2 separate regions of the Homo sapiens genome follow, and region 2 is linked to region 1. A link is a contact called in ENCODE Hi-C or POLR2A ChIA-PET data. All regions are on one chromosome and are shown on one strand. The core of a region is the stretch at or near the end of the contact, and the rest is flanking DNA. Distances in the headings are between cores, read along the strand shown.

Region 1 (4,487 bases), core at 798-3,297:
TCAACAAGATTCCCGCTTTCCAGGCTCTCTGCCGACTCTATCCTATGAATTCTGGCTGGCCTTTGACCCTTCACTTCCCCAATGGACTCCCCTCTGAGAGAAGAAATCCATTTGAATGCAAGATCACTGACCAGTGTACAAAATGACAAATAAGATATCTCAGTGTTCTTGGACAGAGGCCAAGTCACCAAGTCACATGACCCGAACTGGGGTAGAAGACAGTAATGAAGGAAGGAAAGAGAGGTTCAGAATAGCCCATGAGCTGGATGAGCCCTCCTGAAGCTATTTCAATCTTGCTGTCAGAGGCTTTCGAATGAGAGCCACTCCATCTTGAATAGGGCCTGGGTAAAATGAGGCTGAGACCTGCTGAGCTGCATTCCCAGGAGGTGTGGCATTCTAAGTCACAGGATGAGATAGGAGGTCAGCTCAAGATACAGGACATAAAGACCTTACTGATAAAACAGCTTGCATGAAAGAACCTGGCCAGAACCCACCAAAACCAAGAGGTGACAAATGTGACCTCTGGCTGTCCTCACAGCTCATTATATGCTAATTATAAAGCACAGAATACTAAGAGACACTCCCACCAGCGCCATGACAGTTTACAAATGTCATGGGAATGTCAGGAGATTACCCTATATGGTCTAAAAGGGGAGGAACCCTCAGTTCTGGGAATTGCGCACCCCTTTCCCAGAAAACTCAAGAATAATCCAACCCCTGTTTAGCATCTAATCAAGAAATAACCATTAAAAAAGGCAACCAACAGCCCATGCTGCTGCTCTGTCTATGGAGTGGCCATGCTTTTATTCCTCTACTTTCTTGATAAACTTGCTTTCACTTTACTCTATGGATTCGCCCCGAATTCTTTCTTGCCGCAAGATCCAAGTGTAATGCCCAACCTGGTTTTTACTAACCTGTTTTTAGACTCTCCCTTTTCCTCTACTCACCTAGCCTTCTTTCCACCTGAATGGACTCTCCCTTAGCTAAGAGAGCCAGCCAGACTCCACCTTGGCTCTTTCACTGGCAGCCCCTTCCTCAAGGACTGAACTCGTGCAGGCTGACTCCCAGCACATCCAAGAATGCAGTTAACTGATAAGATACTGTGGCGAGCTACATCCGCAGTTCCCGGGAATTCGTCTGATTAGTAACGCCCAAAGCCTCGCGTCTATAATAGTCTTAAAGCCCCTGCACCTGGAACTGTTTACTTTCCTGCAACCATTTATCCTTTTAACTTTTTGCCTACTTTACTTCTGTAAAATGGTTTTCACTAGACCCCCCGCCCTCCCCTTCCTAAACCAAGATCTAAAAGTTAATCAAGCCCCTTCCTCGGGGCCGAGAGAATTTTGAGCGTTAGCCGTCTCTCGGTCGCCGGCTAATAAAGGACTCTTAAATCGTCTCAAAGTGTGGCGTTTTTCTAACTCGCTCGGGTACAACACAAGAACCCTCTCTTGGAATCTAGATAGGGACCCGTCTCCAGTAACATTGCCATTTTAATTTTTCACCCCTGGGTTTTGTCCCATCAGGGTCCATCCATTGGGTTATAAAATCTTTACAAGGAGAAATTCCTGTGAAGTCATTTTCCTGCAGAGCCGAGAGTTAGGGCACTGTGAGAAGTGCAGCAGGTCCTGGAGAGCATTCGTGGGAGAAGGGAAGCAGCAAGTGGTGCAGGAGGAGAAGGGGAGGAAAGGAAGAACCGCGAATGCGCCTGATTGGTGAGAACAAGATTTGGGGGTGCTTCTCCCATGGGGAAGACTTCTTGGTTTTAGCTTTCAAGAGCTCCTCATTGGAATTGGACAAGATGATGCCGATAAAGAGTAAAACTCTAAAATATTTGAAGAGATTTATTCTGAGCCAAATGTGAGTGAGCACGGCCTGTGACACTATCAGAGGCACTGGAGGCAGAGCCACTCCATCTTGAATAGGGGCTGGGTAACATGAGGCTGAGACCTGCTGGGCTGCATTCCCAGGAGGTGTGTGAGGCATTCATAGTCACAGGATGAGACGGGAGGTCGGCACAAAGCCCTCGGTGATAAAACAGGTTGCAGTACAGAAACCGGCGAGATCCCACCCAAACCAAGATGGTGACAAGAGTGACCTCTGGTGGTCTTCACTGCTACACTCCCACCAGCGCTGTGACAGTTTACAAATGCCATGGGAACGTCAGGAAGTCTCCCTGTATGGTCTAAAAAGGGAAAGAATGAATAATCCACCCCTTGTTTAGCATATCATCAAGAAATAACCATAAAAATGGGAAACCAGGAGACCTCGGGGCTGCTCTGTCTATGGAAGAGCCATTCGTGTATTCCTTTTCTTTCTTAAAAAACTTGCTTTCACTTTATGAACTCACTCAGAATTCCTTCCTGCACGAGCTCCAAGGACCCTCTCTTGGGGTCTGGATCTGGACTCCTTTCCAGTAACACAGCTATTAACATTAAAGTGTTAATTGACTGCAAATGCCAGGGAAAAGAGATGAAATGGTGAAGTATGAAGTATGACCTTCCGGGAGCCTCCACCAGAAAAGGAAGAAAGTCTCAGACCGGCATTCGTACAATCCCTAAACACACCGCACATGCTCACTTTCCAAGGGTAAGGAGGGCACTGCTTATGTGGGCAGCCCACCCCAAGGGAAGAATCATGGGTAAGAAAGAGGCCAGCACGTAAACTCCCAGGATCAAGGTTAGACTCCCTCGCTCTCGCTCTCTTTGACCTTCAGGCATGCACTTGCATCTCTTCCAGGAGTACCTTCCTTTCCTCCTGTTCTAAGGCTTTTTAAAATAAACTTCCACTCCTGCTTTGAAACTTGCCTTGGTCTCTTTTTCTGCCTTACGCCCTCAGTCAAATTCTTTCTTCCAAGGAGGCAAGTATTGAAATTGCCGCAGACCCCTACAGATTCGCCACTGGTAACTCAGGGTAACTCGGATCTCCCCACTGCTATCAGGCACAGAGTTTCAGTTTTGCAAGATGAAAAAGTTTTGGAGACCCATGCACAGCAATGTGATTAGACTTAACTCTACTGAACTCTTAACTCTACTCCCCCCCTTTTTTAAATTTTGGTATTTTTTTTGTAGAGACGAGGTTTCATCATGTTGCACAGGCTCATCTCCATCTCCTGAGCTCAAGAGATCCACTCACCGTGGCCTCCCAAAGTGCTGAGATTACAGGCATGAGCCACCGCAGCTGGCCTGAACTGTACTCTTGAAAATGGTTAAGATAATAAATTTAATGTTTTGTGTTTGCACTACAATAAAACATAGAGAGACCCCAGTTTATGTTGCTTCAACTCTTGCCTCCTTTTCCTATATTTTTCTCTTCCGTTTTCTCCTCTCCTCCCTTTTTGTTACCCCCACTTTCCCCTGAACCTTGACATATTGCAAAGCCTTGCAAAATAAACTGTTCTGAGAGTTGCTGAAAAGGGATTGCACCCATAATACCATGAAAGAGGTATTGAAACCACAGCAACGACAGTCTCCAATGGACACGATGCCAGGTTTTGCAACAGCTGAAGATGAAGAAAAGTGTAATTTGTTTTTTGGTTTTTGTTTTTTTTTTTGAAACAGAGTCTTGCTCTGTTGCGCAGGCTGGAGTGCAGTGACACGATCTCGGCTTACTGCAACCTCCGCCTCCAAGGTTCAAGCGATTCTCCTGCCTCAGCCTCCTAAATAGCTGGGATTACAGGAGCACACCACCACGCCTGGCTAGGTTTCATATTTTTAGTAGAGATGGGGTTTTGCCATGTTGTCAGGTTGGTCTCGAACTCCTGACCTGAAGTGATCCACCCGCCTCGGCCCTTCAAAGTGCTGGGATTACCAGCGAGAACCACTGCGCCTGGCCAGAAAAGTGAAATTTGGGCCAGTCCTCAAAAACATGTACCCCTCTCTCCTCATCTTACAAAACTCAGATCCTGCTGTGCCACAGTGAATCAATTATCTGTGCACAGGGGCCGTCTGGTGAGGATCTGCTGAATAAAAGCCCTTAGCTGTATTCAAGTCATTTCTTTTCCTTGACCACCTGTTCAAGCAGAATTAATGAACAGGCGTCTACCATGTTTACTAATATTTCTAAGTTTTTTTTTTTTTGAGACAGGGTCTTGCTCTGTTGCGTAGGCTGGCTAAATTTGTAAACGTCATACACAGTCATAAACATTTTTTATCTTAATGGTAATTTTTTCTTCTTCTTCTTTTTTTGAGACATAGTCTCACTATATCACCCAAGCTGGAGTGCAGTGGCGTGATCTTGGCTCACTGCAGCCTCCACCTCCTGGGCTCAAGCAATATAATTTTTAAAACCCAAGTTATTGGCAGTATCTCTAAAGATCTCAATAAGGCCAGGGACGATGGCTCACACCTGTAATCCCAGCACTTTGGGAGGTAGAGGTGGGCAGATCGCTTGAGTCCAGGAGTTCGAGACCAGCCTGGGCAACATGGCGAAATCTGTCTCTACTGAAAAAAAAAAAAAAAAATTACCTGCGCATGGTGGTGCAAGTCTGT
Region 2 (4,487 bases), core at 623-3,122, 39 kb before region 1:
CCCATCATCTCATCCCAGGGGAGTGTGGGGCAGCTCCCTCATTTATGAAAATCCTAACTCAGTGAATTTAAGGAGGGGCTTCTGAATCTATGTTTTCAACACAAACTTCCACCCCGCCTCCCCTACCTTACTGATTCCATTTGGTAAGCATAGAGAACTGAGTTGCAAAGGAAAAAAAAATGGCATAAATGTTGGAGGCAGAATAATGGTGAGGAGGACCTGGATATGCTTCCCACCTACACACCCAACATAGAGTCTTGTGGCTGGTCAGGCACAGTGGCTCACCTGTAATCCCAGTACTTTGGGAGGCCAAAGCAGGAGGACTGCTTGAGGCAAGAGTTTGAGACCAGCTTAGGCAACATAGTGGGACCTAGTCTCTAGCAAAAAAATAAATTAACAAAAATGTGTCAGGGGTGGTGGTGCACACCGGTAGTTCCACTTCCTTGGGAGGCGGTGACAGCCTCACCCTTGACAGCCTCAGCCTTGGAAAAAGAAAGTACTGTTAATCTTGAAGACTATGGAATCATTTTGTCCCTGACCAGTGGAAGAGGACCTAAGCAACCCCCTTTGAGGGAAAGTGGGTCACCTGGGCTGGAGGTAGGGATGTGATATTGTTTTGTAAGCTAGCATTTCCTACAAAATATGAATTTATACTTTGACCAGATCTTGCATTGTGAGGGGATGTGAGGGGATGAGGTAAGACATGAAGGGGCTTGAGAGAATCAGCGACTGGAGGTCAAGAGAGTTAGACAAAAACAAAGGCTCACTGCAGCCTCAACTCTCAGCCTTGATCTTTCTAGAGGTCAAAAGAGTTAAAAACAAAACAAACAAACAACAAAGGGAGAGCCAAAGATACAAAAAAAGCATTACGTGAGAGGGTAATGAGCAAAATAGCATCATTCAAAAACAAAAGGATGAGTCACAGAAAAGATGGGGAGGGGTCCAGGGCACAGTGATTAATCAAAAGGAGTAATTTCAACAGCAGTCTGATGAAAGAAACAAAGATAAAAATAGCAATTGGAATTAGCCGGGCGTGGTGGCACGCGCCTGTAGTCCCAGCTACTCGGGAGGCTGAGGCAGGAGAATCGCTTGAACCCAGGAGACGGAGGTTGCACTGAGCCGAGATCGCACCACTGCACTCCAGCCTGGGCGACAGAGTGAGTCCCTATCTCAAAATAATAATAATAATAGTAATAAAAGCAAAAAAAAAGGGCCCATCTAGCATTCCCCGTCCCAGACTTAGAGTACAAGTCCAGCATCCGGAACAGACATTTCAAACACCAAGCTTTGAGAAACTGAAATCGCAACTTGATTGCTCTGGGTAGGTCCTAAGACCCTTCCTGACAAAAAGAAAAGGGGCTCCCTGTGCTCAAGCCTAACTGGGTTTATTTTTTATTTTTATTTATTTATTTTTTGAGACGGAGTGTCACTCTGTCGCCCAGGCTGGAGTTGCAGTGGCGCGATCTCAGCTCACTGCAACCTCCACCTCCCGGGTTCAAGCAACTCTCCTGCTTCAGCCTCCCGAATAGCTGGGACTACAGACGTGAACTACCACACCCAGCTAATTTTTGTATTTTTAGTAGAGACGGGGTTTCACCAGGTTGGCCAGGCTGGTCTCGAACTCCTGACCTCAGGTGACCCACTCGTCTTGGCCTCCCAAACTGCTGGGATTCCAGGCGGGAGCCACCGCGCCCGGTCAATCGTAACTGGGTTTAATCAGCTCCTTAGCCCAGGCCTTCCCGTGTGACGACCTGGGAAAACCTGTTTCCACGCGCAGGTCCCGGAGGTCCCGAGAGCCAGGAGATGACGCGGATGAAGGAGGGGCGGGCGCCCGGCCCAGATCCCGCAGCTGAGAGGGCGGAAGCCTTGGCACTAGCGGCGCCCGGGCGCGGAGTGCGCAGGGCAAGGTCCTGCGCTCTGGGCCAGCGCTCGGCCATGCGATCCGCCGCGCGGAGGGGACGCGCCGCGCCCGCCGCCAGGTGCCTGGGACCCCGGGACGCGGCCCATACTAAGGCCTAGGGTGGGGGCCTGGGGAGGGGGTCGCGAGCACGGCGAGGGGCGCCCCGGGCGAGCCTGGGCCCCTGTAAAGGGCGTGGTTGTGTCCGGCGCCTTGTAGTCTCCAAAATGTAGCTGGAGGCGCGTTCTGTGCCCGGGAAAGACGCCAGACAGCAGAGCCCAGGGATGGGGGGCGACTGAGGGGACGAAGGGCGGGTGGAGGAGACCGAACTGAAGGGAAGGCGGAAGGGCAGGGAAAGAGAACAAAGGAGGAAGGGAAGGGAGGGCGGAGGAAGGCTGGCCGGGACCCGGAGGGAGCGGAAACTGGGCCGGTCACGCCCTGCTGGGTCCTCCGCCTTCCACGCCCAGCTACACCGCTGCCCGGATTCGGCCTTCAAAGGCTCCCTAAGACCCGCCCCGAACCGCGCCCCCCGCTCTGCCCCACTAAGACGCGCCCCGTCCCGCCCCAAGGCTCCATCCCCCGAAGCGTAGCCTTGCCCGCCCCACTTCCTAAGAGGCACCCCGTCCCGCCCCCAACCCCCCAGCTCGATGCCTTCCAGCACGGCCGTGTTCCCCGGGTCCACTAAGACGCTCCCTGTCCCTCCCCAACGCCCCGTCCTCCCGAGCACAGCTGTGACGCCCTCCCGATTTCTAAGAAGGCCCCTTCCCGCCCCCCGCCTCTTCGGCCCCACCATGACATGCTCCATCCCGCCCCCCGGCCCTTTGCCTTCCCAGCACGGCTGTGCCCTCCCCCTCATCCCACTAAGACGCGCCCCGTCCTTCCCCCAGACCCCATCCTCCCAAGCACGGCTGTGACTCCCCCAACACGCTCGGTAAGACACGCCCCTTTCCCCCCCGTGGGCTTCATTGGGCGCCCTCCCCCCAGCACCGCCGTGCCTACCCCGGTCACCCCCCAAGACTTCTCTGTCCCGTCCCCATCTCCACCACAAGCGCGGCCGTTACTTCCCTCTGGCCATCCCCCGGCGCCTTGGCCTTGTGCCGCCTCCATGTCCCCACCCTCTAGCACCGCCATGCCCCGCTGCACTTCCTCAGATGCGCCGGGTCCTGCATTCCCAGCTTCATTTGCGCCCCAGTGCCACCGGTAGAGGGTCGTGACTGCAAGTTGTCCAGGTTCTTGGCGTTTTGAACAAAGAATTGGACAAAACGCCCAGCAAAGAAAGAATGAAGCAACAAAAGAAGGAAAGCAGGGATTTATTGAAAACAAAAGGACACGTCACAGTGTGGGAGCCGACCAAGCAGCGGCTCAAGGGCCCGGGTACATAATCTTCTTGGGTCCAAATACCCCCTAGAAGTTTCCCATTGGCCACTTCATGCTCACCTCATGTAACTGAAGTGGTGGCCCGCGATCAGTCTGATTGGTTGCAGGCAGCAGCCAACCAAAGGGTGAAGTTACAAAGGTCACACTCCTGTGCAAACATCTGATTGGTTGCAAAACCCAACTAATCAGAGACTAGGGTGAAGTCACAAAGTTGCACACGAAGACTAGACCCGAAATCAGTCCGATTGGTTGCAGACAGCCAGTCTACTATCTACCCAATAGAAAAGGTCAAAGGGAAGCCTTCGGTCCTTTTGTTACTTAGGCATGGAAAGTTAGGATTTTCCCGCCAGGCGAGGTGGCTCATGCCTGTAATCCCAGCACTTTGGGAGGCCGAGACGGGTGGATCACCTGAGGTCAGGAGTTTGAGACCAGCATGGCCAATATGGTGAAATCCCGTCTCTACTAAAAATACAAAAATTAGGCCGGGCCTCTACTAAAATTACAAAAAAATTAGCCGGGCGTGGTGGCAGGCACCTGTGATCCCAGCTACTCAGGAGGCTGAGACAGGAGAATCGCTTGAACCCTGGAGGTGGAGGTTGCAGTGAGCCCGGATCATGCCATTGAACTGCAGCCTGGGCGACAAGAGTGAAACTCCATCTCAAAAAATAATAATAAAAATTAAAATTAAAAAAAAAAGGAAAGTTAGGATTTTCCTTTCAATTTACTTCTAGGAAGTCGGCATGGAAAGCCTTAGGTTCCCTGCCTCCAGACCCTATTCTCCTGCCTCAGCAGCACTGCCGTGCCTCTCGCCACCCTCCAAGACACGCCCCGTCCTGTCCCCTTCCGCGGCCATTGCCCTGCTGGCCACACCGGATCCCTCCCCATGGCCTTATTCCTCCCCTGCCCCCCAGTAGAGCCGTGTCCCCTCACACACCCTGAGACACACCCCTCGTTCGCGTCCTCCCCGGAGAGCACAGCCACGATCCCCCAACACTAAGACACCACCTATCCACTGCAGTTCAAGGACTGCTTGAATCAATCCTCCCACCTCAGAATCAGGCAGAGGTTGCTGTAAGCCACCATCATGCCACTACAGCCTGGGCAGCACAGCAAGACCCCATCTCAAAAAAAAGAAAAAAAAGAATAATAAAGCAGATTGGTTGTTTCAAAGTTACTTTTCTTACAGGGTTAAAGCACGGGAGACTTTGTTAGC

The links. Hi-C counts contacts between places; a loop is a spot of excess contacts on that map. ChIA-PET counts read pairs that join two places held with the same protein, here RNA polymerase II (POLR2A). Pooled maps may share reads with other maps.
Region 2: a map with no recorded cell type shows a loop between it and region 1 (8-fold over the local background). The contact joins the promoter of ARSD here to the enhancer-like site in region 1. A Hi-C loop is called at or near these places in 10 of 168 maps with a recorded cell type or tissue (CD14-positive monocyte, Caco-2, Calu3 and 7 more), 4 of 37 single-sample maps with no recorded cell type and 11 of 50 pooled maps. POLR2A ChIA-PET finds 5 or more read pairs at or near these places in 9 of 52 experiments (AG04450, Caco-2, H1 and 6 more).

The regions. Positions count from the first base shown.
Region 1 is chrX:2,887,456-2,891,942 of GRCh38, reverse strand. No RefSeq gene overlaps it. Among named protein-coding and RNA genes, the nearest start is that of ARSD-AS1, 15 kb to the left of the region's middle. RefSeq lists enhancers at 1-128, 1,889-1,978, 1,647-2,238. Within about 2 kb of position 2,047, at least 2 of the 41 ENCODE cell types and tissues checked have a DNase peak (open chromatin) inside an H3K27ac peak, as active enhancers do.
Region 2 is chrX:2,926,724-2,931,210 of GRCh38, reverse strand. It overlaps ARSD (arylsulfatase D), which reads left to right and starts at 1,872. Exons shown (of 10, transcript NM_001669.4): 1 at 1,872-1,979. The coding sequence starts at 1,936. RefSeq lists silencers at 1,855-2,204, 2,225-2,384.